Regions from separate parts of the Homo sapiens genome. Here all the other regions are linked to region 4. A link is a loop called in an ENCODE intact Hi-C map of the cell type or tissue named here. Cell type or tissue: PC-9. All regions are shown on one strand. Each heading gives the region's core, and the rest is flanking DNA. Links, peaks and the distances in the headings are about the cores only.

Region 1 (4,591 bases), core at 388-4,387, 160 kb after region 4:
AGTTATCCTAGGAAGAAGAATCTATGGACATAATATAAATGTGAGAAACTAAGTTTTGGTAAAATTAAGTAACCTTCCTGATATGGTTTGGCTGTGCCCCCATCCAAATCTCATCTTGAATTCCCACATTTTGTGGGAGGGGCCAAGTGGGAGGTAACTGAATTGTGGGGGTGGGTTTTTCCCATGCTGTTCTCGTGATGGTGAGTGAGTCTCATGAGATCTGATAGTTCTATAAAGGGGAGTTCCCCTACACAAGCTCCCTCTCTCTTTGCCTGCTGCCATCCGTGTAAGATGTGACTTGGTCTTCGTTGCCTTCCACCATGATTGTAAGCCTTCCCCAGCCACGTGGAACTCTAAATCCAATTAAACCTCTTTCTTTTGTAAATTGCCCAGTCTCCGGTATGCCTTTATCAGCAGTGTGAAAACAGACTAATACACTTCCCAAGGTCACGGAGTCAGTAGGGAATAGAACTAGGACTGAAATCCAAGTCCGCACTCCTCTATCAAAAAGGGGTTATCACTTATATCAGTTATCTTGGCTCAAAAAGTTGAATTGAATTTTCTGGCTCAAGCACTCACCCTAGTGTGTGTAGTTTTAGAGAGTGAAAATACACTACATGATGGGCAGGAAGGCTCCCTGCAAGTCTTCTGGTGAGGGTGGTGTGCTACAGTGTTCAGGAACCTAGGGTTAGAGTCCTGCTACTTAGGTATCTGTATGGATCATGAAAAGAAAGTTAATATCTCTCAATCCCAAGTTTCTCATCCATACAATGAGGATACTATCATACGGTATCTTCCTTATGAATTGTGTGAAGGCTAAATGAAAAAAATTAAAGCACGTAAAACACAATGCCTGACCCAGAGAAATCAGTCAATAAATCATTAACTACTAGGACATTCTTAGTGACAGAGAGAACCCATGTGTTATTCAACAAACCACTCCTGTAGTCCTAAGTAGCAGCTACTATTCATGTATTAACTCATCGAATCCTTACAACCACTCTATATGAGGTAAGCATTATTACTAGGCCCATTTTACAGTGGAGGAAATGGAACTTTGGGTAAGTTACATGCCTATGGCCACAGACCTGGTGCAGGGCAGGCAACGGCCAGCAGCTGGCCCTCACTTCATCAGTTTATGGCAGCGCTGTTCTATTCAATCACTCTGCTACCCACGGAAGCCTGTAACTACAGACTGCTGCTCCTTCTTCCCTGCTTTGCTTAGTTTCCACATGGATTTAAGCAGCTATTAGAAGCCAATCTATCCTCCAGAAAAGTACAGCCCACTATTAATAAAACAGAAGCCATGTGACCAATGATCAGGATTCTAACAACAAGCAGAAACATGCACTCTGACAGCCTTAAAAAGATAAATATTCCCAGACAGAAATCCCTGATCTCCCAGTGACTCATTTTATTCTACTTTCTTCTCTTATATTTAGAGCATTTTCTTCGACGAGGCATACCATTTCCCATGAATGAAAATGGAGAAAGTAACAAGGAAAGGGAATCCCATCTAAAAAAAATAAAAGCTCTGTCTTGTTCTTTCCTCTTCAACCAGCCCACATGCCAGCTGTGAGCTTTGATGGCTTAATAGGACTTCCCCACGGCCAAAGGACAAAAGAACTGTCTGTCAATGTGGTGGGATCAGTATTGCCACCAAGGTGCAGATTTAATTTCTTCAGTTTGGTGACATGTGACTGATGATGAGGTCACCAAGACAAGGAAGAAAGTTGGGAGGAAAAATGAAACACCCTGAGTATTAGTAAGAGATTTAAATAAAAATATATTTCCTTCTTAGAGGGTTGTTCCTTATGAAGTATTCTCAGGCCATTTACTAAAGCATTTGTAAAAATCTACCTAGTAAATAGAGACCACTTATTGTTTCTCACTGTCACTGTTCTTAGCAGTGGTAATTTTTCCAAAAAAAACAATTAGCAACAATTGGGACATATTTTTAAATCATAGGATACATGAGGAAATACTGCATATGTGAAATACAAAGATGAATCATTGAGAAAAGATGTTGCTGTACTACATAGAGAAATGACTCAAAGTGGGAAAGGCAAAAGCCTTGATAAGAATTTATCTCCATGCAAAGAGAAGAACCGAAAAGCAAAAGTAGAAAGAGGGTCTTCTGGTATACAATTATAGCTTTGGACATAAAGCAAGACACCAGAATTATACATTAATATTAACAGGACAATAGCTTTTCCTTCCTTTTAATTATTGTGTGAATACTTCTGTAGAACCAGATGACTGCACTTAGAATAACACTGAGATCTGAAGGAGTGCACCGGGAGAGCAACAAAAGATTCTGAGGAGTCTGAGGTCCTAAATTACTAACAGACAACATTAATGGAATACTTACCTTACTACTTACAAATATTAATGAGTACTTAACGTAAGCTTGAGTAGATATAGGAAATAACATAATTCCAGGTATTACCAAGAGAATAGATACACAAAGGTGAACATCCTTTCTCTCACATTCTTGCTAAAAGTTTCCTAGTCTTTTCTTCCCATGCACACTAATATGAAGGGGCCAAATTTAAAATCCTATGAATTTGTTTCACCAAACTGTAGAGGAAGATGGCAGACAAAGTAAACAGGGGAATTATAACATCTCAAGACTTCCATTGAATTTTCAGAGGTGAATCCTCTGAAGCAAACTACCAGTGTGGCATTTAGAAGGGTCTGTTTGTTAATTTTCTCTATTCATACGCCCCACTGCTCGGCACCTATACTATTCTCAATGAAGTTGGCCATGACCTCCACGTCACTACAACCAATGGGCTGTTTCACTCTCAAATTCCTTGATCACTCAGTAATAGTCAACAGCATGGACTGTTGTTCCCCTGGCATCCATAAGACCACACTCTCTTGACTTTCCTCCTACCTATCTAGATACTTCTCCTTAGTATATTCTCATCCTCTTCTACCCAGCTTTCAATTTCAGAGTTTCTCAAGGCTTGATCCTGGAGCTTCCTGCCTTCTTACTATCAACTCTCTTCCTCAGGGAGCTATTGATGTCCATGGCTTCTATTACTCTCTATATACCTATGACTCCCTGAGGTACATCTCCAGCTCAGATATCTTCCAGTCTTCACTTGGATGTCTCAAAGGCACTTACACTAAGCCAAACTCATGGTCTTTCCCCTCATCTTGAACCTTCTCTCATATTTCTGAACTCAGTCAATAACACGTCCATTTACATAGTTGCAGAGGCCATAAACAAGTCTATTTCTCATTATCCATTAATTTCATTCTTAAAATATTACTAGGGCCTTTCCCTTCTTGATTTCCACTGTGACAACTTTCATTTAAGCCTCTTTCACATTTCATCTGAAATATCTTTCTAATTTATCACTCCTTATCTTCCCTTGAGGCCCTTGCATGCATTCTCCCTTTAGCAGTCAGGGATATTCTATGAATATGGAAATTTGATCTGGGTTCTCTCTTAAAGGCCTTTAAACTTTCTCATTTTTCTGAGGATTAAAAACTCCCATCTTTAACATGGCCTAAACATGAAGGCCTGCAAAATAGGGGCAGGTTATCTTTACTGCATCCCTGCAATTTCCTGCTTCAACCACACTTGCCTCTTTTCTGCTCTTCCAAAGGGCCATATTCCTACCTGCTTTGGTGCCTTGTACATGCCTGGGCCTTTTCTCCTATTCAGCCTTCAGAGTTCAATGCCACGTTATATCCTCAATAAAGGATTTCCTGACCTCTCAGCCTAGGTCAAGTCTTTTTTTTAGATGATTATTTAGCCTGTGAACTTTTGCCTCATAACACTTATCATACGTTTGCTTATCTATCTATCTCATATGCACTTAATGTGGTCAATAAATGGATGCTCATCTTAGTGAACATTGGCCCAAAGTTTCCGACCAGGCAACCTGGGTAGTAAGCAACATTGTAGGGCATCTGTGATAATTACTGTGGTAGATTAATTGACAGCCCAATTAATAACTTCCCTGTATTCACACCCTTCACAACGTGACTTTGCAAATCATTCCATCAAGTATTAGAGTTGATTTCCCTACCTTTGAATGGGGACTGGGCTTGAGATTTGCTTTGGTGAAAGAATGAATGGGGGAAGAAGTGACAGGGTGCCAATTCCAAGCCTAGGCCTCAAGAGCCTTTGCATGCTTTCACTCACTCATTCTTTGGACCTCTGCTTTTGCCATGTGATCAATACCAGGATTGTTTATCAGATGATGAGAGATCCTGTAAAGCAGATCCTAGCCTTCCTAGCTAAGGTTTTCTTAGACTATGAAGCTTCTACCTAACCCACCATCTGACCACAGACCCATAAGCAAGTCCAGACACACTCAGCCAAACCTGGCACAGATTAGCTGAACTGCTCAGCTAAAATATGGACCCATTAGAAACAATAAATGGTGTTTTAGCCACTGACTTTTGGGGTGATTTGTTACACAGTAATAGATAAAGGATTCAGCTACCAACTAAAAGTTTCTCTATAATGTACACTTTATCCAAGGAAATGTATTTGAAGCCTCAAATGTTTAGCTATCAACAAATACCAGTGCCTTCTTTTCCTTTCCTTCTTATCTGGCTGGGTAAATGT
Region 2 (4,591 bases), core at 342-4,341, 94 kb before region 4:
AGAGGAAATTTGTATATATATTTCAATATTAATTCCTTGAGAACTAACTTTTGCACATGCAGGCATGAATTTATTTTCATTGGTCATTCTTAAAAACCACACACACATACATACACAGCTGCATTTATTTTTTAATGATTATGCATTGGTATGACTGGATGTAGTGTGTTGATTTCAAAGTGTATGCATTTCAATAAAAGCAGGTGCAGAGGGTATGGTGTGAGTGTGGAGTATGAAAATACACATGCTAATGCGTATGTATAGACAAGGAGCTCTGCAGAGTTAAATCACACATCACACATTTGTGTGCACCTAGTACAATGTGCAGTTCCAACTCCAACTTTTAAAACATTAAAAAACCAAACACCGCATATTCTCACTCATAGGTGGGAATTGAACAATGAGATCACATGGACACAGGAAGGGGAATATCACACTCTGGGGACTGTTGTGGGGTGGGGGGAGGGGGGAGGGATAGCATTGGGAGATATACCTAATGCTAGATGACGACTTAGTGGGTGCAGCGCACCAGCACGGCACATGTATACATATGTAACTAACCTGCACAATGTGCACATGTACCCTAAAACTTAAAGTATAATAAAAAAAAAATTAATGTAAAATATGTACATACAAATACAAAGTTACATGATAGGGTCAGATGAAGATACTGTTTCTTATAAACGGCATTAAGACCTTAATATGATAGAAAACACTTGTATGAATTGAGGGTTATTTTAGTCATTGAAGCTCTGTATAACTTTAAAACCCTGGGTCTTAGGTTTTAACTATTGAGAATTTTCTTATCATCTTAATAGGGTTCCCTATATTAACACATTACCCTCCCAAGACTTTCGCACATGGGTTTTTTTTTAAGCCTACCTTTTCTGAAAATTTATGGTAAACTTATATAGTTACTTGTTTTAAGGAATTTTTCCCCTTCTGAATTGATGGGCATGGGTTCTTTAATTGCCGTTGAAGATATCAGCTTTTAGCATATGTCATTCATTCAGTTATGCCTACTTGATGTCTTTTTAATGGAAACCTATGGCTAAAAGTAATTGCCAAAGCTTCTAGATTTCTACTTTTCAATTCACTTCTCTATCTTATTGCTATTTAATGGTTCTGATACATGCAAATACATTCCTTAATACCCTTTGATTTTTAAAAGAATAAAATTCAGAGTTTAACTCTGATCCCACTCTGTGGCTTTTTTCCCCTTTTTCTTCCCCCTCCTCTTGTCTTTTGGCACACTTTATTTTCCAGTAAAATAAAGAATGAAGATGGATTATTCAAAACTGATAACAGTAATGGACCATCATGTAATGTTTTATTAAATTTGAGTTCTGTAAATTATGTGGTGGAGAGAAATTTGCCTGCTTAAGTATAACAGAAATTGCTACTGTGTTTCTATAATTCTTCACAGTGTAATTTAAGAAAAGTCCACTATCCATATCACTATTGAATAAAAGGTAAAAAGGTGCTATTACCCCAACAAGACAGCTCTCTGGTTAGCCTGCCAAACGACAGAGATAAATGTGTCTACTTAAAACTTACTTGGCATGAATCCATGGTAGTAGGTGGAGTTTGAAAATAGTCTTTTACCTGGACATAGGATTAAAAATTCACCAAACAACAGAGGCAGGTAGCCTTGAAGAATATTCTATGTATTTTCTTTTTAGGAGGGAGGTTTCATCAAATCATATTTTCTTCCTGAGGGCTTTGAAGTTCCATGAAGCTGATAAAATCTATTTGAATCAGTGATTATGTTCAAAGAGGAGACAAACGGGAGGCCAGACAGCCTTTTTGTTCAGATTGGCAGTCTCTTTCGCTTATCTGCTGTTTTAAAGAATTCATAATTAGCTTTTGGAAATACTGATAATATTTATTGGAGGTTTTTTCTTTCTTTTACAACTACTAATGAATTTTACTTGTAATAACTTGTAAACTGTTTTTGGAATGTAAAAACAGGTTTAGGAATTCAGCAGTAAATTCATTCTTTAGTTGAAAAAATTAGAACTCTGACTTAACCGCTATGTAATGACAATGCAAAACAATTTTGTGTTTTCATAGATACAGCACACATCTAATTATTGGTAAGATGTGAAGTCCCAATGAAAGGCAGCTTCTGATTTTCAATAAAATGAATATTTATGAGGTACTGGTAACTTCCTACATAACATACAAGTTCTCAGGTTCTTTTCAGACACAAGAATGACTAATGATTTTGTTTAATTTAATTCAACAAATTTATTGAGCGCCAATGATTCTTGATACTGATGACATATTTTAGTCCTGATGTTTCAGCATATTCTATGACATAAATAAGGTACATGATGGCCTTTTCATACTATTTTTTAGCATGAAGAATTTTTGGTAAAAGGTCACGCTTACTGTCCACTGTGTGGGCAGTACTACAAATGACCTTGGCAAGTCTGTACTATGTCTTCAATTATAGGATATGGGAACTGGTGGCCACATATATCTTGAATTCAGCATATAAATATGAGTGCAGCTATTCAAGTAACAACAACCTGAACAGGACCAAAACATACATTCCCATATCTGGGATCTGATAGCAGTCATTTTGCATCCAAAATTATTCTAAAGTGACTTTTTTTTTTAAGTAATTATCACTAATCAAAATGTTTTCTGACAATATTTTCAAGCATTTCCACCAGGGGGCACTCCCCTCATTGAAAGCTCTGGGCCAAAAAAAAAAAAAAAAAAACCCAAAGGTTTCTGAAACACCTGAGACTGTCTACACTGGCTGCTTTAAAGCTCTTTGAGTGTTTCAGGGTTTGAAACATCACTTTATACCATCAACATATTTCAGACGAACAAAAAACCTTGTTCCAGTAGAATAATTAAGTGGTAGTAAAATGCTTTGCCCCTAAAAACACTTGTATGCTTAAATAGGAAGTCACACCAACATCAAAATATAGGTAGAGAACTTTTAAAATTTTCTCCCAAGTGACATAACTACCTTCCAATCTCAACCATATGGAAATGACTTAGTCTTATATGTTAGCAAGACTTGAGAAAGAATATTATTTTGTATGTTTTCCTGTATTTGACTTTCTCACTATAGATCTCTGCTGCCTCAGGAAATATTTTTGATAGAAATATGTGATATAGTACTTTGTTATTTGGGATTTTTAAATACCTAATTTCAAGTTTCCCAAATAACATCCTAAATATTTATAACTATGTTTTGCCCTAATCTAATTTTTTTAATTATTAGACAATTAGGAAAAACATCTCAAAAAATGCCACAGAACTTTTCACTGTAGGCCCAACATGAGTGCTAATAACTACTACTAGAATTGACTCATGGGTAACACATCTTGTTCTTAAGTTTCTATCACCTGTTTGTGATTGTTTTCTCCATTGTGGTCTTTATACACATGATCAGTCCATTTAGTAAATACTTATCAAACATTTACATGAGAGACATTGTGCTGGGATGATGAAAGTGAATATTAGATTATTATGCTCAAGGAATTTGTAGCATATTGTGTTTATACTGATGTTTTCATGTATCCATATCTGTGTAGTTGAGAATATATTGCTTTGTCAAGTACATTTTTTAAGACATAACATTTGGTGGAGAGGAGTAAAGAGCAAGGGTTATTTCATTACACCTATTTTCAAACTTTTTTTTTTTGAGACCTGAATGTTTTACTTTCAATATGGCACATCAGAAACACAGTCAAACTAATTAGGTGGCCTTGTGCAAATTAAATAGCTGGATGATTGACTGCCTGTTTGACTGAATTTTAGTTAAATTGACTAGATGTTTTGCTCTTGTGTAGACACAGTTACAGCATTACTCGTTAGTATCCTAAGGACACATGCCCTTCATTCTTCAGTCACATTTCTTAGGGTAAAAACGAAAGTTCAGGTCCAATTTCCAGGCTTTAGCTGTAAGAGACTAAGTGAGAGACAACTTTAAAATGGACTCTGAAGCCCTCTGCACCTGTTAAAAGTTCTTTTTAAATACCAGCTTATAAATCATTTTAAGAAGTATCAGTACTTTTGTATTGTCTGCACCCAACTGTTGCATTTCGGCAACATGGTACATTATCTTTAAATTTGGGAACAAAACCAGGTTTGTACTTCTAACAAACCATGAAAAAAACAAATGTTTTAACCTTGGGGCTTCATTGTTTTGACATGACACGTTACCTTCCTTCCCCCAATATACCTTTAACTGTTTCTGCAGGATATTGGAAAGTAGATTTGCAAATTATATAGAAATCCTGACAAAATTTTATTCTGAAGCTGATACTCTGGCTAAGTGAAGAAACCAAATATGTCTTACTATTCCAAGCATTATTTCATGTACAAGATTAAAGAGAGAAGAGCTGCTTAGCCCTTATAAAATGAACAGAAAATTTTCCAATTCTTTTATTTCATATTGTCTCTTAAATGCAATGGGGAGAACCACCCATTTTTGAAAGAGTTCTTCCAAAAGTTAAAAAAATTAGTTGAAAATTGATGTTCTGTTATTTAGGGGGGAAAGACACCTTAAGAGTTTTCTAATGATTTATAAATTTCTTCTATCACTAACAATTTTTATTCCCCAAGA
Region 3 (4,591 bases), core at 284-4,283, 400 kb after region 4:
TTTTATGCCCCTCATGGAAATTCTTAGTTCTTCTTAGTTTAAATGAACAAATATTTGAAGAAAATAAATCTGTTTAAATTTGTTTAACCTAGTATTTCTCAAACATATTTGACTTTGTTCTCATGGTAGCTGTTTAGAAATCCCAATTTAGAGGAAGGCAAAGCAAGATGGCAGACTAGAAACCTCAACCGATCATTCCTCCCACAAGAACGCCAAGTTAACAACTGCCTACACAGAAAAAGCACCTTCACTAAAAACAAAAATCAGGTGAGCACTGGCAGTACCTGGTTCTAACTTCATATCACTGAAAGAGAGAGCCACTAAAGAGATAGAAAAAACAGTCCTGAATCGCCAGTGCCATCCCTTCCCAAGCCTGGCAGCAGAGGAGTAGTGGGGAGAGTTTCTCTGGGTGCTGGGGAAGAGAGAACACAGCAATTGTGAGGCACTTAACTCAGTTTTGTCCTGTTAGAGCAGAAAGAAAAACTGGACCAAACCCAGCTGACACCCACCCACAGACAAAGCATTTAAATTAACTCTAGCCAGAAGGAATTGCCATCCCAGCAGTCCGAACTTGAGTGCCTGCAAACCTCGCCACAGACGGCTGCAACACTGTGTCTCCAAGCAAATTTGAAAGGCTCTCTAGGCCATAAAGACTGAAACTCTTGGGTTAGTCCTAGTGCTGAACTAGGCCCAGAGGAAGTGGACTGAGGGGGTACATGACATACGGAGACACCAGCTAGGGCAGCCAAGGGAGTGCCGGTATCACCCCTCCCCTAATCCCAAGCTGTACAGCTCAAGGCTCCAAAAGAGACCTCTTCTTTCCACTTGAGGAGAGGAGAGGGAAGAGTAGGGAGGACTTTGTCTTGCATCTAAGATACCAGCTCAGCCACAGCAGGACAAGGCACCAGTCAGAGTCTGAGGCCCCCATTCCAGGCCCTAGCTCCCAGATGACATTTCTAAACAAACTCTGGGCCAGAAGAGAACCCATTGCCTTGAAGGAAAGGACCCAATCCTGGCAGCATTCATCACCTGCTAACTGAAGAGTCCTTGGTCCCTGAACAACCAGCAACAATACCCAGGTACTACATTGAGGGCCTTGGGTGAGCCTCTGAGACTTGCTGGCTTCAGCACTATACCAAATGTGGTGGCTGTGGGGCAAAACTTCATCTGCTTGAGAAAAGCAGAGGAAAAAGTAAATGGGATTTTGTCTTGCACCTTAGGTAACAGCACAGCCACAGTGGGGTAGAACACAAGTGGGCTCCTGGGGTCCCCAATTCCAGGACATGGCTCTTGGATGACATTCCTTGACCTCCCATTGGCCAGAGGGGAGTCTACTGCCCTAAAGGGTGAGTAATGAGCCAGACAGCATTCATGACAAGCTGACTTAAGAGACCTTGGGCCTTAAAGGAACATCAGCAGTAGTCTGGCATTACTCCTCATGGCTTGGGGTGGCAGTAGCTACAGGGTGAGGCTCCTTTGCCTATGGAAAGGGGAGGGAAGAGTGGGAAGGAATGCATCTTGTAGTTTTCGTGCCAGCTCAGCCACAATACAATAGAATACCAGATAAACTTCTAAGGAATTTAGCTCTTGTCCCTGACTCCCAGAAGGCAGTTCTGGACCCACCCAGGGACTGGGGGTCATTGCCACCATGAAAGGAAGGACACAGGCCTGGTTGACTTTGCCACCTGCTGACTGTAGAGCCCCAGGGCCATAAGTGAATATAGGCAGTTGTCATGGAGTGGCTACAGCAGGCCTTGGGTGAGACCTAGTCCTGTGCTGGCTTCAGGTCTGACCCAGTGTAGTCATAGTATTGGTGGCCACAGGGGTGCTTGTGTCACTTCACCTCCACCTTTAGCTAGCTCAGAACAGAAAGAGAGACCCTGTATGTTTGGAAGAAAGCAAGGAAAGAGAACAAGAGTCTCTGCCTGGTAATGCAGATCTCTCAGATCTTGTCCAAGACTAACAAGACAGTACCTCAAGTCTGCAAAAACCACAGTGTTACTGGGCTTGGGGCGCCCCCTAAAGCACAGCTTAGACCACAACACACAAGTCATTTCAAATATCTAGACAGCCTTCACAAGAAAGACAGCTATAAATAAGCCCAGACAGTAAAGACTACAATAAATACCAAACTCTTCAATACCCAAACACAAAAGAACATCTACTAGCATCAACACCATTTAGGAAAACATGGCCTCATGAAATGCACTAAATAAGTCACCAGGGAACAATCCTGGAGAAACAGGGATATGTGAACTTTCAGACAGAAAATTCAAATAGCTGTCATAAGGAAACTCAATGAAATTCAAGGTAACACAGAGAAAGAATTCAGATTCATATTAGATACGTTTAACAAAGAAATGGAAATAATTAAAAAGAATCAAGTAGAAATTCTAGAGCTGAAAAATGCAATTGGCATAGTAAAGAATGCATCAGAATCCTTTAATAGCAGAATTAATCACGCAGAAGAAAGAATTAGTAAGCTTGAATACAGGCTATTTTAAAATACACAGTCAGAGGAGACAAAAAAAGAATAAAACACAATGAAGCATGCCTACAGGATCTAGAAAATAGACTCAAGAGGGCAAATCTAAGATTTATTGGCCTTAAAGAGGAGGTAGAGAACAAGATAGGGATAGAAAGTTTATTCAAAGGAATAACAACAGAGAACTTCTCAAACCAAGAGGAAGAGATCAATATCCAAGTACAAGAAAGTTATAGAACAGCAAGCAAATTTAATGCAAAGGAGACTACTTCAAGACACTTAATAATACAATTCCCAAAGTTCAAGAATAAAGAAAGGAACCTAAAAGCAGAAAGAGAAAATAAATAAATAACATACAATGGAGCTCCAGTACATCTGGCAGCAGACTTTTCAGTGGAAAACTTACAGGCCAGGAGAGAGAGGCATGACATATTTAAAGTGCTGCAGGAAAATAACTTTTACCCTAGAATAGTGTATCAGGTGAAAATATCCTTCAAACTTGAAGGAGAATTAAAGACTTCCCCAGACAAACAAAAGCTGAGGGATTTCATCAATGCCAAGCCTGTCCTACAAGATATGCTAAAGGGAGAACTTTAATCAGAAAGAAAATGATATCAATAAGCAATAAGTAATCACCTGAAAGTACAAAACTCACGGGTAATGGTAAATACAGAGAAAAATACAGAATATTATAACACTATAACTGTGGTGTGTAAACTACTCTTATCCTAAGTAGAAAGACTGAATGATGAAACAATCAAAAATAATAACTACAACAACTTTTCCAGACATAGCCAGTACAAAAAGATATAAGTAGAAACAATAAAAAGTTGAAAAGTGAGGGAGTAAAGTTAAAGCATAGAGTTTTTGTTAGTTTTCCTTTTGCTTGTTTATTTCTTTGTTTATGCAAATAGTGTTAAGTTGTTATCAGGTTAAAATATGGGTTATAAGATAGTATTTGCAAGCCTCATGGTAACCTCAAACCAAAAAACATACAATGAATGCACAAAAAATAAAAACCAAGAAGCTGAATCATATCGCCAGAGAAAAATCACCTTCACTAGGGGAAAACAGGAAGGAAAGAAGGAAGAAAGATAAACCAGAAAACAAATAGGAGCTAAAAATAAAAACAATTGAATTCATGGACATAGAGAGCAGAAGGATGGTTACCAGAGGCTGGGAATGATAGTGGGGTTGGCCGGCGGCTGCGGCTGGGGAGGAGATGGGGATGGTTAGTGAGTATAAAAACATGGTAAGAATGAAGAAGACCTACTATTTTATAGTACGATAGGGATAGGGTGACTATAGTCAATAATAACATAATTATAAATTTTAAAATAACTTAAAGAGTGTAGTTGGATTGTTTGTAACTCAAAGGGCAAATGCTTGAGGGGATACTCCATTCCCTATAATGTGCTTATTTCACATTACAGGTCTGTATCAAAACACTTCATGTACCCCATAAATGTATACACCTACTATGTACCCACAAAAATGTTAAAAATAGAAAATAAAAACAAAATTTTGAAAAAGAAGTCTCACTTTAGTATTCCACCAAACACATTTAGGAAATTCTTGTTCAATTACTTGGTGCCCAGTATCACTTGAACCACCATCACATAGCCACTATATGGATCAAATGACGGTTCCCAAGGGAAAGAGTTTTTCAAAGTTACAATGTGTTTTGGTGATGATTCAGGGAAATTTAACAAACAAAAGGAAGACAAGCAAGAAAGGAAGTCTACATCAAAATATGAAGACTCTCAGCTATTATATGCTAAGCCATTACAAGGGATAGGAACCTACCCGGAGACTTAAGCAAATAAGGACATGTAGTAGTTCATGTATCTTAAAAATTCAAAGGTAGATTAAGCTTTGTAATGTAAATATTATTACCAGGCCTCTTATTTTCCTCTGTGTTAGCTTCATTCTCAGTCAAGATCCTTTTCTATGGCAGTCTCTGACCGCTTCAAACTAACAGTCTATCAGTTCAGAAGCCCCAGAAGAAAGAGCCCAACTTCCCAAAGGTCTAGCAAAAGTCCCAGACCTGACTTGAATTGAACCAATTTGGATTACCCACCCATTCCCGAAACAATTTGTGTAGCC
Region 4 (4,591 bases), core at 287-4,286:
ATGTGCTAAGGAGAAGAATGTGTATTCTGCCATTGTTAGATAAAATGCTCTTTAAATGCCTGTTAGGTCTATTTGGTCTGAACTCTAGTTTAAATGCAATGTTTCTTTATTGATTATCTGTGTAGATAATCTGACTAATGTTGAGAGTGGGGTGTTGACGTCCCTGTTATTGGATTGGAGTCCATCTCTGTCTTTAAATCTAGTAATATTTGCTTCATAAATCTAGGTGTTCCAGTATTGGGTATATATGTTTAGAACTGTTATTTCCTCTCTCTGGATTGATAATTTTATCATTATATAATGATCTTGTCTTTTTTTTTTTAACTGTTTTTGGTTTATTGTCTGTTTTATCTAAGTATAGCCACTCCTGCTTGTTTTTGGTTTCTGTTTGTATGGAACAGCATTTTCCATCTTTTTACTTTCAGTCATTACATGTCTTTACAGGTGAAGTGCACATTTTGTAGGCAGCATATAGTTGAATCATGGTTTTTATCCATTCAGTCAGTCTATAGCTTTTAAGTGGAGAGTTTAATCCATTTACATTCAAGATTATTATTGATATGTGAGGTTTTGTATCTGTCATATTGTTTTCTGATTGTTTTGTATAGTCTTTGTTCCTTTCCTTTTCTCTTATTGTTTGTTATTGTGGTTTGGCAGTTATTTGTGGATGTGTCATTTGAGTCCTTTCTCTTTCTCATTTATGTGTTTGCTTTACCATTTTTATACTCTTAAGTGTTTTTATAATGGTAAATCTCATTATTTCACATCCAGGTTTAGGACTCCCTTGAACATTTTTTGTAGGGCTGGTTTACTAGTGATGAATTCTCTCAGCTTTTGCTTGTCTGGGAAAGACTATTTCTCCTTCATTTAGTAAAGATATTGTTGCTGGGTATAGTATCCTTGGCTGGCAGTTTTTTCCTTCCATTTCAGCACTTTGAATACATCATCTCATTCTCTTGTGGCCTGTCAGATTTCTGATAATAAGTCCATGGTTAGTCAGTTAGGGGTTTCCTTATAGGTGACTAGATGCTTTCCTCTTGCTGTTTTTGGGATTCTCTCTTTGTCATTGACTTTAGACATCTTGTCTGTAAAGTGCTGCGGAGAAGACCTTTTTGCATTGTATTTGTTTGGGTGTCATTGGGCTTCCTGTATCTGGATGTCTAAATCTCTTGTTAGACTTGCAAAGTTTTCTTCTATTATTTCATTAAATAGGTTTTTGTATCCTTTTGTTTTTCTCTTCACCTTCTGGGATACCAATAATTCAGGTATTTGGTTGCTTTATGGTGTTGCACATATCATGAAGGCTTTGTTCATTCCTTTTTTATTCTTTTTTAAAATTTTTGTCTGAGTAGGTTATTTCAAAAGACCTATCTTCAAGTTATGAGATTCTTTCTTTTTTTTGATCTAGTCTATTGTTGGAGCTTTTGAATGTATTTTGTCATTCAGTCAATGAATTCTTCAGTTTCAGAATTTGTTTGGTTCTTTTTTGTGATATCTATCTCTTTGGTAAATTTCACATTCATATTCTGAATTTTTTTTGTACTTTTTTTTTTTTTTTTTTTTGAGAGAATTTCACTCTTGTTGCCCAGGCTGGAGTGCAATGGCACGATCTCGGCTCACTGCAACCTCCACCTCCTGGGTTGAAATGATTCTCCTGTCTCAGCCTCCTAATCTCAGTAGCTGGGATTGTAATCCTGCCAGCACACCCGGCTAATTTCTGTATTTTTAGAAGAGACCAGGTTTCATCATATTGGTCAGGTGGGTCTCGAACTCCTGACCTCAGCTGATTCATCCTCCTCAGCCTCCCAAAGTGCTGGGATTACTGGCATGAGCCACTGCATCCGGCCTGTACTGTTTTTAAAGTTCTTTTGTATTTCACTAGGCTTCTTTAAAATCAATAATTTGAATTCTTTTTCCAGGAGTTTGTGGATTTCTTTTTGATTGGGATGTGTTTCTGAAAAATTATTTTGTTCCTTTGGATGTGTCATATTTCTTTGCTTTTTCATGTTTCCTGTGTCCTTATGTTGATATCTATGCATCTGGCGTATAAGTCGCTTCTTCCAGTTTTCTGAATTTGCTTTTGTAGGGAAGGACTTTTTCCTAAGGATGAATCTATGGTGTTAGTTGGCTAAGGCACTCTGGCTTTGATTCTTGGTGTATGCAGGAGAGTTGTCTCTGCGTGATTTGTTTGTCTGTAAACAGCGTCAGTGGTATTTTATATTTACTTGGTGGCTTAGAGTGCAGTTATTAGTAGATGCTGTGTGCAGTTTTCCTGGCAACTGGGATGCCAGATAGGTCAGGCTTTGGGCCTCAGTGATGGGTAGAATGTGCCTGTCTTAAAAGAGAAGCTGGCATGGCATGGGCAATGGCAATGGCAATGGCAGTGGCAGTTGTAGGACAACTCTCTGGTTCCTGATCACTGTGTGCTGGTGCTGGCAGTGGCTGAATGGCTGAACAAGTCAGTCTCCAGGCCCACAGGTGGCAGTGCAACTAGGTGATAGTGGCCCAGTTTAGGCCCAACCTCAGGTCCCTGGGAGGAGTGTTCAGGTACCATTGGTGGTGGACTAGGCTGGGCAATCCCCCGGTCCCTGAACTCTGTGCTGCTCTGTCATGGCAGAGGAAGGAAGGATGAAGCTGGGGCAGGCTGTCTTGCCCTCAGACCCCTTGATAATGTGTATAGGAACTGGCCATGGTATGCAGGGGTAGGGTAATTCCTAGGCAATCAGTGGAATGTTCAGGTAGGGGGTGGCAGTGGCCATGCTGCTGCTCTGCCACTGGGGGGCAGTGCTATCTTCAGTGATGGCAACCTAGACTGGCAGGTGGGGAGTGTGCATACCACTCATGCCTCAGCCCTGGGTGTGGTAGCCTGCAGTTACTCATGCCTAAGCCAGCTCTTTTCTTGCACCTCAGCCTCAGCGCTGCTGGGCTTCAGGATAGTGTGCAGCCTGTTGGGGATGGAATTCTAAAATGGCACCTTGCCATTGCTGCTTAGGTCTCAAAGAATGTGAGGGACCCAGCACAAGCTTTCCTCCCTGGCACAGTGCTTGTGGTACAATTCCTTGTCAGCTCCCTACATTAGTTTCAGGGCCTGTGAGGGTTGAGGGGTTCTTCCATGGCTAGGACTGGAGTCCAGGGTGAGAATGTGGACTGCTGAGGGTCTCTCACTCTTTCCCCCATATTGGGGAGTCTCTCTCAGCTCCCAGCTAAGCCAGCCAAGTAGGCTGCCTTGCTTCTTTCTCCTTCCTTGCTTTAGGTATTGCCTGTCACTTATATGTTGAATTCCAGTGTTTTCTCTTGGATGATCTATTTAAAGTGTGATTATCTACTTGCTATTTTTGTTCTTCTTAGTGGAGGAAGCAAGTATAAAATGCCCCTAGTTAGCCAACTTGGAGCCTCTTATTGTGTACTTTTTTACATAAAGACTCAACTTTGAAAAAAATAGTTAAAACTGCCAATTCTTTCCAAAGTATACTATTTTTGTGTGCTTTTTTTTTTCAACTTTAGGGAAAATGTTTTTAAAATTTGCACTTAGTATACCTGAAATTCCATTTAATTTATAATAATTTTCACTTTATATATGTGGTTGTAATTGGAATTGGTACAGGGAGGTTTATAATTTTTACATTTTCTTTACCAAATATATCCTGTATTGATGTAAAATGACCCTCTAAGACAAGGACATCCTTTACATGTTGCACTGAATTCTACTTTGCCTAATATTAATTAAACAATATGGTTTCCTTGATCAGCACTTATTAAACATATTTTAATCTGTACTTTAATGTTTAGTGGTACAGCTTTGTGTCCGTTTTTGATGTATGCCATTGTCAGCAGATAGTGGGATTTTGGTTTTGATCAAATATAAATCTTGGCTTTTAATATGGTATTTTAATCAATTAATTTTTTTACAAAATAAATATTTGCTTTTTAACTATCATTTTATCCATGTGATCTATTTTATGCGTCATTTTTTCACTTTTTTCTGACTTTTGCTATCAAAACTATATTTCCATATTTCATATTTTCCAAGCTTTGTAAAGATAGCTTCTGATTTTTAATTCCATTAATAGTTATAATTAACAATTTCAAAATGCATATTTAATCTATATTTCTCTAATTTTCAAAACCTTAGAAAAACAACAAAATTTGAGTTTTTTCCCACCCCACATCAATCAAAGTTCAGTACACTTTTTCACATATACCTCACTTTTCAGTCTTTCTTAGTATAAGATTTTAGATGCCCAGTATTATATATATACACACACTATATATATCTATAGTTATAAATACTATATATAGAGTTATACATTATATATACTATATTACTATGGATATATACCAACTATATCTTTAATTTTGAAAATAATTATTGACAATTATAATTATTTAATAGCTAGTCTTCAATAATATTGTAATGCTTTATACTTACTGTTACAGTTAATTGGCAGTACTTACTGCTTTTTGTATCCATCTTTTTTCTTGAGTGTTGTTTCTTTACTAAGTTATTTTTAAAATATCATCAATTTTTTCCAAGAAGGGCATATGTGGGGTGTATTTTAAGAACTCTTGAGTATCTAAGAATGTCTTAACT
Region 5 (4,591 bases), core at 328-4,327, 660 kb after region 4:
CATTTTTGCAGGAAACAAAAAGCACAATTAACATAAAGTTAGAACCAGCCACAAATAAAATATTCCAGCAAACTGTGTAAGAAAAAAAATGCTCTGGGAAGCAAATGCCGAGAAATGTTACATAGGTGGCCTTATTACATTGGAAAGAAAAGAATGTAGAAGATTAGTAGCAGTAGTAGTAGGAGGAGGAATAGGAGGAGGAAGGTGCGTAGCAAATGATAGTGAATAAGCTCTAAGTGTTAGTTACTTTTCTAAGCACTTTATGCAAATCATATTAATCATATTATTTAATCCTCCCAATACCTTATGAGTTAGGTCCCCACTTTATATATGACATAGCTGAGGCTCAGAGAGGTTAAGTAATTTTTTTTCCCAAAATCTTGCAGCCAAGATTCAAAGGCAGGATGTTTGGCTCTAGAACTCATGCTGGTAACCACTATGCACACTCCCTCCATGAAACCAATAGCCACCATCTATTGATGTACAGAATGTAGTTTGTGTATTTTTTGTGTGTGAATAATTTTGTTAATGGTACCATGGGATTTTCCTGGATCAAGGGCATGATTTAAGTAAGCAATGGACTAATTCATAGGACCCCTGGTGTCCTAATAAATCAAAACCCACTCAAGAATACCTCAGCAGTAAGCACATTAACTGTCTTCCTAGATGGATTGTTTTAAAAATTTTCCATATCTGCATAAAGTATATTACGTACGATAATTTCACTTAATTGTTCTAACTTTTAATAACTGTCAAGTAGTAGATGAAAGGAAAGCAGAAAAATGGTAAAGTGTGGGTGTGGAATTACTTCACTTTTTTTTTTTTTAAGGCTGAGATTGATTTAGAATTTTTGTATTTCCTGGAAGAATATCCTGTGGCTAGTAGGAATATTTGATTTCTTTAATAGATTCTCACATAGTAGGGCCTAATATCTAGCTGATTGAATTAGTATTATTCTAGGTATAGAAATAATGAAACTCCATAGTTTGTTCTTTATGAAAATATTTTATTTCAAGTTATTTCTTTTCTGCTTGACAAAAGGGCATTGCATTTTTGCTTTAAAGAGAGGCTTGTGATGTTTTGTTTCATTTTTTTCTAGCTTGGACTGTGGCAGAATCAAATGAGTAGTAGTCTTTGATGACTAACACTTGTTCATTTGTTTCCACTGCAGAAATCTTTAAAAAGGTATAATGACTAAATTAGTTTATTCTTAGACATTATGTTTTCTTTTTCTTTGTCTTCTTTTATAATGTTCTTTTTTATAACATTGTCCTTAGCCCTAAAACCTAACTTTCAAGTTCTAAAATAATTCTTCTTTTAAGAGGAAATTGATATTTTGGGTGGAAGGATTTGGCCAAATCTGAGATTCCCTATCATAATTAAAATAAATCTTTGAAACAGTTTTTATTAGTTTTAATAAAGTTTATTTAGTTTTAATAAAGTTAAATAAAGTTTAATAAAGTTTATTAGTTTTAATTCAGATAAGCTAATTCAGGCTTATTTTCTCTTAAGTTGATTTTTTTTAAATAAAAAGAGATTATCTCCTTTAGCTACACCAAATGGCACCTGATTTAATAAGAATGTTCTAGCTCTATAAAGTTAAAGGGAGTCAGGAGATACCTTTGTAGGAAATGTGGAGTTTGGCATTTATTGTTATACTGGTGGACTCAACCCCCACACCTTGCATCCTCTGTATTATATTTCTCTGTGGTTATCTCACCTTTGTCTTTTCTCTGTAGAGGTGAAGGGGGCTGTTTGTATAACTGTGCTCTTAGCTAAGTATAGAGTGGGCTAGAGCAGGGATGGCAAATACATGATCTCATGTGCATTCCCTCTCCTATGCTTGTTGCGACATCAGGTCATGGCATACTTTCTTGCTTAGCCATAGGGCAGTTTCATAATTTTCCCATCTTTAGGGAGCCAGAAGTTTCAGTGTGAGTGAAACCTATTTGCTATTCCTGGAGTAGAGAGGTTGGGATGATTACCAAAAGTTCTGTACCTGTTTTTCCTTCACGTCTAGGATTTGATGTAGTCTAAGAGTAAGAGATCTTACTTTCTTAGGTTGATGTGTTCTAGCAGTTTAGTGACCTTCAAAGCGTACTCAGACACACTTGAATTTATTGTGACAAAATTGATCCCCTCAGACCCCCTTTTTTATGGTGGAAACCTTCTTTAGATACCACCATAGTTTATTTTTTGACAACTCTCCTATAAATTTACACGCAAAAAGTTATCTTTGGTGAGGGATGGGGAATAGTTTGTGCTCGTGCAAAAGGTATGATTCATCTTTTCAAGTGTACAATTCATAGTTTTTTTTTTTTTTAACCAAATTGTGTGGCTGTCACCATGACTCAGCTGTAGAACATTTTCATTCCTCCACTGTGATTTCTTATGTACATTAACTCCTAATCCCCATTCCCCCAACCAAAGGCAACAATTTATTTATTTATTTTTTAGTGTTTATAGCTTTGCCTTTTCTGGATAGTTGATATAAATGGAATAATATAATATTTGGTCTGTGGTGCCTATCTTTGTCCAGAGCATAATGTTTTTGAAGTTTGTCTATTTTGTAGCATGGTATCCGTAATTTCTTCGTTTTTATTGGTGAATATTACTACATTGCTAGTATGTCTTGTCAAAACATTCATCATCTGTCAGTCCATTCCACGGACATTTATGTTGTTTGCAGTTTTTGGCTATTATTAATAAATCTGCTAAGAATATTTGTGCTCAAGTCTTTGTGTGAATATTTCTTTTCATTTCCCTTGGGTAGATACCTAAGAGTGGGATTGGTATGTCATATGATAAATTTATGTTTAACCTTTTAAGAAACTTCCCAGCTGTTTTCTGAAGTGGCTATACTGTTACACACTCCCATTAACAATGTATGAGGATCCCCATTTTTACATCCTTGTCAGTATTTATTATTGTCTGTATTTTTTATTATATATTCTTTTATAACTTAAAATTTTCTCTCAATATTATTTTTAAGATTTATCCATGTTGATACATGTAGCTCTTACTTATTCACTGCTATGAAATGTTCATTGTATGAATATGTAGTAAAAATCCAGCCATAATATGAAAAATGGCTTCTTCAAATTCAGTTGTATAAAATGTAGAGTTGCATTATTGTGTGGTTATTGAAAAACAGTACTACTTTTATTCATCTGTACTGTTGCAAAAGTTACAAAAGTGAAGATGGTGAAATTTATACTTTATATTACTGCTGAGACAGTCTGAATTAGTCACAGGGCAATTTTTTCCTAAGTCAGTTCCATTTGCTTCCACAGAAAATAAGAATTTTAGCTTTATCAGAGAAATGGGCAGTGAAACTACAGACTCAGAAGCCAGTCACAAAAGACCATATACTAGATGATTCTTTTCATATGAGATGTCTACAGTAGGCTAATTTATGGAGACAAAAAGCAGTTTTGGGGTTGCTAGGGTAAGGGGGATTGGAGGGAGATGAGGAGTGACTGTTTAATGGGTATGGGGTAATTTTTGGAATTGAGTAATAAAAATGTTCTAAAATTGACTGTGGTTATGCTTACACAACTCTGTATATACTATAATCAATTGAATTATACACTTCAAATGGATGACTTGTATGGCATATTCATTATGTTTCAGTATAGCTGTTAAAAAATAAGATGCATGAGCCTTTGTAGAACATGTCAATAGTATTAAAAAAAAGAAGAAGAATAAAGTAAAAAGTACTTCACAATTATTGTCAATAATTGTGGCAATATGGCATCATTTTAAGTGACTGCTTAATAAAATTTCATTGAGTAGATGTACTATAATTTGCTTAATTAATTTCCTAATAGTAACTGTTTAGATTGTTTCCAATAAGTAATGTTGTAAGTGGGATCATTGTATATATATTTTTGTGCACTTGTCTTTTCAGGATAAATTTTACAAGTGAAATTGTTGGGTCAAAGATTAAGTGCATTTAACATTTTAAATCATATTTCTAAATTACCGCTCAGTAAGATGCTCCAGTTTGCCTTTCCCCAGTGGTACGTGATAACATATGAATGGCCATACTCTTGCCACTGCTGGATATTGTCAGTGTTTTTTATCTTTATCAGCTGGGAAGAAATTAACTTATTTTTATTTGCATTTCTTTGTGCAACTTGTTATGTGTCCCTTAAAAACTTTTTTTTTGTTCACTTTTTGTCCTTTTTTCTACTGAGGTGATGATCTTTGTATTAGTGTGTAGAAAGTCTTTTTATATTAAGAATATCTACTTCGGGTCTGTTATATAAGATAAAAATATTTTTCCAGTTTGTGTATATTTCATATTTATTTATGGTGATTTTTTCCCATTGCACAAAAGTTTTAAATTTTTGCATAGTCATATTTGTTACTTGAAAACATCCATAGAAACTCGGCTACATTCCAAGGTTATAAAAATATTATTTTATATTTTAAATTTATCTTGGGGCCAGGTGTGGTGGCTCACGCCTGTAATCCCAGCACTTTGGGAGGCTGAGGTGGGCGGATCACGAGGTCAGGAGATTGAGACCATCCTGGCTAACAGGGTGAAACCCCGTCTCTACTAAATAAAAAAAAAAAAAAAAAAAAA
Region 6 (4,591 bases), core at 323-4,322, 61 kb after region 4:
CAAGGAAGGCTCACTTATGACACATTTTACTCCTAAAGGGTCTTTTGTTCCTGGTACCACATAGCCATGAGTGGGAAGGGTGTAAACAATGGAAGGCCAAAGGAATGGGATGGTGAGATTTTGTTCTGGAGATAGCCAGATGCAAAGGCTGAATCCAGCTGAAAAGATCAAATCAGTTCAATAGATTAGGCTCACCAAGCCTAAAGTGCCCCATAAAGGGAAGCAAAAGTGTCTAGGGCATGGTTCTCAAACTTGAGCATGCATCAGAATCCCTTGGAGGGCCTATATTGAACTCTGGTGCCGGACTCCACTCCAGACTTCCTGATTCAGTAGGTCTTGGGTGGGACCTGAGAAGTTATCTTTCTTATAAATTCCCAGGTAATGCCAATGCTGTTTCTGTGGACCACGCTGAAAATTACTGGGCTAGGGGCTAAGAGCAGAGTCTCTTAAAGAGAAGGGAGAACATCAAAAAGAGCTAAATTTAAGTCCCAGTACCACCACTGACCAGCCGTGTGACGCTGGGCAAGTTTTAATCTTCTCTGTACTTCTGTTTTCTTTAGTAAAAAAAATGGGGCTTAAAATTGTACCTTATTTCTCACATTAATTATAAGACATGAACAAGATACTGCATACTAAAATAATTAGCACAAGACCTGGTACTTATTAAGCATTCAACAAATGCTAACCACTGCCACCACCACCACCGCCATCATCATCATACTTTTTGTTGTTACATACAGTTTATTCTTACACCTCTCCTCTCATCTCTAACATGCCAGACCTCTTTGTGTTTCTGTGCAAACAATGGATCTTCATAATAGGTCTTATGTCATAGGTCATAATAGGTCAATAGGTCTGTTGTGAGGATTAAATGAGTTACTCTTTATAAAGAATTTAGCACTGTGCCTTATACATAGAGCTCATTATAATTCCTCCTCCTGCTATCAAATGCATTCTACTAATTGTTTTATATAAATTATGTTATTTAATCCTCAAAGTAACCTTGAGAGGTAGAAAATGTTATGATCGTTTGATAAATGACAAAACTAAAGAATCAGAGGTTAAGTAACTTGCTCAGACTATGCAGTGGTTAATTTAAACACAGATCTGTTTGACCCAATAAATACTGCCCCTTTATTATTTAATAAGAGGCAGTATCTTGCTCGAACTTATAACTCATTTCAGAATGAATTGGGACCTACTGGATCGGGGACTGGGAGTTTTAACAGAAAGCAAGTTTTGATATAGAAATGTAGGTTTGGAAAAATAGTTTCACTTATTGGCCCACAAAATAGATCAAGACTTGTTGCCGTCATAACCCCCTTTGCTTTTGAGACAATCAAGGTGACTTCCACCTTGTAAAAATTTGCTGAGAAAGAAAGCAGAACAGCTACCAGCTAGGCTCATGCATATTTTCCATGTCACCAGCTGAAAAGCATTAATCTTATTCCTGATTCTACACCTTGTTCCCTTGCTGGGTCACCGTCTATCCACACAGCCAGACTTGGGAATGTTGAAATCATAGTTATAATAATTTGAAACTGGCCAATGCAATGTCACAATGTTAGACTCAGATTTCCCTGAAGTCAAGAGGTATTTAAAGAAAATCTAGGCACTAGCTTTGAATCTACCTAGTTAGTTACAAGATGAAAATGATTTTTCTTTCTGTAATTATGCAGGTAGTCCCCAAAGACATTTATTATGTTAAACTGGCACCAAGTGTCAAGGAGTGTTCATAGGTAGCTTTCAAGGTTATAGAGGAGGACCAGATATTTACAGAGGCGGGAGCCACAGGCTTGACCTAGGAGAGGAATGCCATCCAACTGATGCATGTGGTTAATGTCTCTAGGAATGAGAAGCCTCTAGCAGTGGAAGATCAAATTTCAATTTACCTGGAGGCAAAAAATAATCATAAACAGGTGCTCTTGAATGTTCAACCATGCTGTCTGAGTTCTTAACCAAATACCTCCTCATCTACCTCAGGCTTCAGTGAGGAGAAGGCAATTTTAATTTGCTTCCCTTTTACCTCTGGCTCCCTTAAAAAATGTAAAATAAAATCTTTTAGGATAACAGAACATGTGTACAGAATGTGGTTGTAGCCAGAAGTTATCCCACAGCCCTGGCCTGTGACCAGTTTGCCTGCGAGGATTTATTTTAAGCTATTCTTATCTGAATTCGTCTGGCTGCGCCAGCATGGGAGCTAATTCTCTGACAATAAGCCTGCTGGGGTGTGTTTGGGTCTCTGTTTGTTTGTTTTGATGTGCACAAAGACTGCAAAATGGATAGCGGCATCACACTCCTCTCTAAATGAGAGGCGCAGGCTGGCACAACAGGGGAGGCTTGACGATATTTGGGAATCTGGGTAGCGAACAAACAAGCACTTCAGGGAAATGCAGGTAGGCACATTCTCTCCCTGCAGGGAAACCCAGAAGCACAGGATCTCTTGAGATGAATAGGACTACCAGGATTAGAAAATTCCAGCCTGTCAAGATCACGGGGAGACATCCAAAGTCTCTGCACGGGCAATGAAGTGAGCAGAAATGCCGAGCTCTGAGCTGCAGTTGCTTGAAGGAGCCCCTGACTCAGCATTTTATGCCACTTACACCCCCAACTGAGGGGTACTCTTGCTCACAGTCTTCTGCTATCATGCAGTCTTCACCGGCAATAACAGACTATTAAAGCCTCTGGCTTCAGTTCTTTAACCTCCTCAGTTCCAAACCCTCCAGTCTTTTCCTCTCTTCACCTCAGCCACACACCTCACACATCACCTCTCAAAACTGTTCCACTGCCAGAATGTCACTCACTGGAATTTTCCCCAGCTCCTACTACCTTGTGTCCACTGAGCACACGCCTTTTATCTTTTACCAGTGGGCACTACCTCTTTTCCATTCCATCACCATCGTTCTGATAAAACCTCTCTCAATACAGCCTAGACCTTCTTGCTTCCTTGATGTTGCCAGAACTCCATTCTTGGGAATACTGTGGTCTGTCAAATACCAGGAGGTCAAGATGTTGATGTTGGGGTGATGGGGTCTACCGCACAGTCATGCTGTTTGACCTCAGGTGGCCCTTTAGCCTATGCCAACATATTTGTGTTGCTCTCTAATTGACTGTCAAATTCTCCCATGGTTCTTGTTCCAAATGTTTCATTTCTCCCTAATACTGCCACCTTAGCCCTGGACCTTCATTTGAGAGAAATATCCTGATGGTTAAGTTCACCCCGCAGACTGAGGGCATGCAATAGCTAAGCATCCTCACTTTCTTTTCTCTTCACCTCAAGATCCCTCTACCCTTAGCTTCTCTACCCTCAGAGGGAGAGATACTTCTCCTTTCTGCCAAGTCGTTCAACCTTATCCTATAGTTGGATCTTATTCCCTATAACTTCAACAATTATTTAATCTCATCTTCCATCCTTCTTTCTGTTTCGTCAAACTCTTCTTGCCAATAAACATGCTCAGATCTTCTCTATATTTAAAAGTAAAACCTTTCCTTGACCCTGCAACCATCTTAAATTACTAATTGATCCCTGTCCTTCTTTAACAACCACATTTAGTAAAGAGGTATTTCAAGACATGCACACACCCTAACTTTATTATTTTGTTTTTTGGCATCTGAATTCTGTTTCTCACTCAACAAAAACTGTTTGTTCCAAGATTACCAATGAAAATGCCAAACCCAATGTCTGCTGCTCCCTTGGTTTCTGTAACTTTCCACCATCCTGGTTCTTTTGTCTTTGTAGCTGGTTTTTCATCTATCTTCTAAACTTTTAATATTGTTTTACCCTCTCAGTGCTTCTCCCATCTCTACGCTCGCTGTCAGCAATCTCACCTGCTTTCCTGGCTCCAGATGCTATCACCAAGCAGAGAACTCCTCAGATGAGCTCTAGCCTCTCTTTCAAATTCTACCCTATAAATCCAACTGTTAGCTGGTTCTCTGAGGAATAATACTAGTAATGATAATATCCACAACGTATTCTATGCATATACTATGCATATTCTATGCATTCTATGCATATACTATGCATATTCTATGCATTCTATGCATATACTATGTTCCAGACACAGTACTAAGTTAAATTATCTTGTTTAGTTTCTTCCACAACTCTACAAGTAGATATTATTGTGCACTCTTTACAGAGAAAAACATCAGGGCTCAGGGGGATTAATTAACTTGCTCAAGATTAGATATTCTATGGCAAAGGACTAGTACATGAATCTGACCCTGGAAAGAGCATTAGGCTAAGGGTTAGAGGATGTGAAATTAGAGTCCTGGCTTTGACACTAACTGGGTTTGAGTTTTGAATGGACCATTTAGCCTTACTGGGCCATGGCTCTCTTATCTAAATGATGACAGTAAAAAATCCTACTAGTGTTACTCAACTCTAAACGTGCAACTTCTTATAGTTCTACTATTGCAACGTATTTCTATGACATCTGAACTCCAACAAGATTAAAATCAGTTACTTGTTCATACAAGTCCAAATCTACTGTACTCCCTTTGGGCATAATCATTTCAGAATGTCTGGCAAGTGCCCCTACAAGAGTTTCTTTCCTTGATGGGTGTAGGATGCGCTGTCCCAAGACCATTATTA
Region 7 (4,000 bases), core at 1-4,000, 860 kb after region 4:
ACCCTCTTCCAGACTGCTACAGTGCCAGGGATGGGGTGGGTGGGGCAAGGGCAAGTGTAAACACCACGAAATTTTTAAGTTGCCTTTTTTCTTGATTCAGTGTTCATTTTGCTTTGGAACATTTTTGACTGTTTATTACAGCTTTTACAAAGTCCTAAAAGTTACTTTTTGTTTTTCAGTGTTTCTGTGGGAGGACATGTACTACTTGGAGTTTCAAACTCTGCCATCTTGCTGATGTCATGCTGCTTTCTGTCTTTTGTTTTTAAGAATTCTATGAAAGGTTTAATAGGAACCTTTGATAACAAAGCATCCTTTTCTCAAATTAAAATGTCCACTTGAAAATGTTTTTTATTTAAGACTTCTTATGAATTTCTATTTTACGTTTGAGTTTTCATTATCTACAATACAGATTTTTTAAGACATTATTTAGAGAACTAAATATGACTATTAAATCACTGGAATGTAAGTACATTAACAATAATAAAGAAAATTGAAAATTATAAAATTGACACATTTTTTTCTGTGTTGACTTCAGCACTGGCTCTTAGATCTAATGAGTGGTCCTGGATTTTTAGCATAAGTAATTAGCTTGGGGTGGCTAATGGTTAGCCTGATTTCACAAATGATGTGGCTACTTTATGGATAATGCTGAGTCATTATGCTTTGCCTTCACTGTGTGTCAACACATGAATATACTTTATTCATAGATTTTTAAAAATCATTTTTTTAAAGGATTTTAAAGTTAACTAAAACATTTCATTGGTATATACTAATTCCTTTAAAAGACACAAAGGCTTTCAGGTCTTTACACTAAACTCATAGCTTTGTTTTCATCTTAGTTTGAACCAAGTCATTTTTCCCCATCTTACTATTAAATACCCCACCCAGACTGTGTATGTTGACAGTTCTCTAATGATTCAAAGATAAAACCTTTTCTTTATTATGTAATACTTTTCAGAATTCATACCTAGTGTGATGTGATAGTCTAAAACTTGATGTTTTCACATGTAAACTGAAGACACATTTGAGTAGGCGTGATTATTTATAGTGTTATTCTGGCTGTTTTTAACTTAACCTAGTTTAAAAATCTCTGGTTCTCTCTTCATGAACTAGATGTTTGTGTATAAAAAAATACTACAGAAATCTATTGTAAACCTCCCTTTAGAAAGATTTCAACAGTGCACAGATGGAACCAAAAATGCCCTTTGTTAAACATGACTTCAGTTAAAGCTAAAAGGGAGTCTGAAATTCCATTCATTCTGTTTTGAAATTTAAGTCACAGTTATCCTTTCTGGCTTAGTAAGTTAGATACACATGTTAGAAATTACTATTAAGCAATATTATGCATTTTCTTATAATTTAAGCCAATGTAACTATCAGCATATTTTTGCAAATCAGCAATTTATTTTCATTGAATATTATGAACCCATTAGGAAAGTTGCATACCAATTAATGAGAAATGAATGTTATATAAATTTCAAACTTACGGTCACAAGTAATTGATGAATTGTTCTTATAGATATATGTTGTACAATGTTATAAATATATAGTTACACATATGTTATTTATTTTATATAATTCATGCATGTATTCAAAATATACTCAATAAAGACATCTAGATTCTTTTACTGGTTACTTTACATTAGATATTGAAATACCTTTAAAGTTACAACTGTATTCTAAAAATTGCAGATTAGTTAAATTATTTTCAGGTAAGAGGAAGCCTATTATCTTAAACCACATTTTAGATATTTGTGCTGTTTGACCATTTAATAGTCTTTGTGTAAGATTACATTAATACTGTATTTGTATGTGTGTGTATGATGCATCTTTGTTACAGTTACGGCTACCTGACAACTTAGTTCAAGGATCAGAATAGCAAGTAAAAACATCATAGTAAACTCTCTTGCACCCTCTGTTGTTATTTTTGGGAAACACTACATATACGTTCCCATGATTGTATTGTCATTTCATTTACTTTAATCCCTTATAAAATTAATACTTATTTTATTATACTTACCTCCAAATTAGATTCAGTAGTAAAGTAACACTTGTTTATTTCCCAAACTGGCGGAAGTTGTTTTCTGGTGTTACAGATATGTTTTTTATCATATTATAGCTTAAATGAAAAATGAGCCTTTCTGTTTGTCTTTGATTTCTCCTAGTTACTGGTATTAAGCCTCTCCAAATGTTTCACACCAAGGAAAATCTCTACAGGATGTAGCACATTGTATACACAATTTTACAGAATTACAGATTCTGTCTGTTCTTTTGTAAACCTTTCCATAGTCAGACAGTTTCCTTCCAAAATAAGAGTCTGGGATCGTCCATACTAAAATTAAGAGTTTATAACTGTAAGGAACAGATGTTTTCATAAACATTTGCCATAATTAATTTCAACTAGAGGATTGAGGGAACAAAGCGTTTTTCCCGCTTCAAAACTTTATTGCCTTTTCCCCATATAGCCAACTCTGAAATCTTTTCTCTAATATTGTTAGTGAAACAATTGTACTCCTTATTTGCTATGTTTTTGAGAAAGAAAAACTGCTTTTTTTTTCCCTATTACCATTTTTTTGCACCTTGAAAGTTACATTTAATGTGATAGTTTCATTTGGAAACAGTTTTAAATTAAATAAAACCTTTATAATATGATAAAACCTGGTTGTTTATAAAGCCAAATTCTCTTAATTATTTGAAGGATTTTATATTTGATCTGATAAATATCACCTTAAAGGAAGAACTATTCTATTGGTGTTATTTTTCATGTTTAATCATAATCTTTAGTTTTAACGAGAAAGAAGCTCATATTTTAAATGTATAATATAGTACTTATTCTATGCTGATTATGGAACGTTTCACAGGAAATGTCTGCAAGCTGTTAAATAACATGTGTTGTAGGAAATTTTCATTTAGCAAGACAGAGACTAATTTTCCTTACATCTTTTTAGTTTATTATAATATTATTAATTTTTAAAAGAAAATGAAGGGTGCTGTATGAGTAATACCATACCCATGTTTTCAAAGAATTAGCAACTTATACCTAGCTAGGTTAATTTTAAACATTTATATGTTTTTGGATTATTTTCTTCTATAAATTGTCACCATTTTTAAGTGTTGTAATCCATTTTAGGATTTTTTGTTTTTTCAAAAAACAAAATAAACTGGAACAATATTTTGAAAAAAGAGTAGAGTTGAAAGTTTAATAAGCAGGCTCAGTCCACTTCTCCTGAACACTGGCACAGCTGCACATATCTCACCAAATTCTCAAAAAAGAACCAGTGTTCTTTACTATCTGTCAGCTATAAAATGTGTAAAGAAAGATAGGTAGCTGTCATTAAAATTACATTTCAGCATTCAGTCACCATTTAATGAGTAGCATAATTATATAAGTATAGTACCTTAGATACTATACTCAATAATTAAAAATAATCTCATCTTTAAAGTGAAAGCTCTGTAATTACTGTTTGACTTATCCACGACCACTGTGATGATTTCCTATTGCACCTTCGGTTGTTCAAAGTATATTAAAAGTATAAAATTGGATTAAATCATTGTTATATTAAGCTGTAAATATTATAAAAATCAAATACAACCTGATGTTTGAAAGTTACATTATATAAATTAGGAGTATAAAATATAATCAGATTCTAAACTTTTAATTTGTTTTGAAGAACAAATGACATTTTTAATAGTGGTATACTATGGTTTCATAAAAGCTGTACTTTGAAGTATATATTTAAAAAAATTGAACTATGAAATTTCAATCAATAAGAATATATAACAACGGGGCATTGGTAAGCATTTTTTCCAACTTTAGTACATTTACTTTTATTCTGTAGTCTTTAAATTGATATGTATAATTTGTTCTAAATGTGATTTTATGAATATGATAGATTTTTGAGTAAAAATTTTTTTTCTAAATGTTTGATATTATTATAGAAGACAAATACCTTTTGATGTTGTTCCTTTTTCATGTTTTAAATTGCCGAACTTTTGACAG

Evidence for each region. Peaks named below come from ENCODE experiments on the same cell type or tissue, not always from the same donor. Only the 100,000 strongest peaks of a DNase experiment are listed, where the experiment ranks them.
Region 1: it touches region 4 in a loop (2.6-fold over the local background); 4 of 110 quality-filtered maps call a loop at or near these places.
Region 2: a loop joins it to region 4, with 8 times the contacts of the local background. A loop is called at or near these places in 6 of 110 quality-filtered maps.
Region 3: a loop joins it to region 4, with 16 times the contacts of the local background. A loop is called at or near these places in 16 of 110 quality-filtered maps.
Region 5: a loop joins it to region 4, with 15 times the contacts of the local background. A loop is called at or near these places in 4 of 110 quality-filtered maps.
Region 6: it touches region 4 in a loop (6-fold over the local background); 3 of 110 quality-filtered maps call a loop at or near these places.
Region 7: it touches region 4 in a loop (5-fold over the local background); 4 of 110 quality-filtered maps call a loop at or near these places.

What each region holds. Positions count from the first base shown.
Region 1 is chr3:18,132,014-18,136,604 of GRCh38, reverse strand. All of the region lies in intron 4 of BALR6 (B-cell acute lymphoblastic leukemia associated long RNA 6), which reads right to left. Among named protein-coding and RNA genes, the nearest start is that of BALR6, 170 kb to the right of the region's middle. In PC-9, for the core only: no CTCF peak of the experiment used is centred there; DNase peaks (open chromatin) are centred at 1,764 and 2,004; H3K27ac peaks cover 2,619 bases.
Region 2 is chr3:18,387,402-18,391,992 of GRCh38, reverse strand. All of the region lies in intron 7 of SATB1 (SATB homeobox 1), which reads left to right. Among named protein-coding and RNA genes, the nearest start is that of SATB1, 36 kb to the left of the region's middle. In PC-9, for the core only: CTCF peaks have their summits at 2,453 and 2,657 (motif pointing right); no DNase peak of the experiment used is centred there.
Region 3 is chr3:17,892,050-17,896,640 of GRCh38, reverse strand. No RefSeq gene overlaps it. Among named protein-coding and RNA genes, the nearest start is that of BALR6, 68 kb to the left of the region's middle. In PC-9, for the core only: a CTCF peak has its summit at 2,012; no DNase peak of the experiment used is centred there.
Region 4 is chr3:18,293,622-18,298,212 of GRCh38, reverse strand. No RefSeq gene overlaps it. Among named protein-coding and RNA genes, the nearest start is that of SATB1, 130 kb to the left of the region's middle. In PC-9, for the core only: CTCF peaks have their summits at 2,552 and 2,752 (motif pointing right); a DNase peak (open chromatin) is centred at 2,862; H3K27ac peaks cover 505 bases.
Region 5 is chr3:17,637,199-17,641,789 of GRCh38, reverse strand. The region is part of intron 1 of TBC1D5 (TBC1 domain family member 5); the gene reads left to right. Among named protein-coding and RNA genes, the nearest start is that of TBC1D5, 100 kb to the left of the region's middle. In PC-9, for the core only: no CTCF peak of the experiment used is centred there; DNase peaks (open chromatin) are centred at 1,899 and 2,319; H3K27ac peaks cover 3,212 bases.
Region 6 is chr3:18,232,384-18,236,974 of GRCh38, reverse strand. The region is part of intron 4 of BALR6 (B-cell acute lymphoblastic leukemia associated long RNA 6); the gene reads right to left. Among named protein-coding and RNA genes, the nearest start is that of SATB1, 190 kb to the left of the region's middle. RefSeq lists a silencer at 2,244-2,538. In PC-9, for the core only: no CTCF peak of the experiment used is centred there; a DNase peak (open chromatin) is centred at 1,854.
Region 7 is chr3:17,429,074-17,433,073 of GRCh38, reverse strand. All of the region lies in intron 3 of TBC1D5 (TBC1 domain family member 5), which reads left to right. Among named protein-coding and RNA genes, the nearest start is that of TBC1D5, 310 kb to the left of the region's middle. In PC-9, for the core only: CTCF peaks have their summits at 1,713 and 1,912; no DNase peak of the experiment used is centred there; H3K27ac peaks cover 1,312 bases.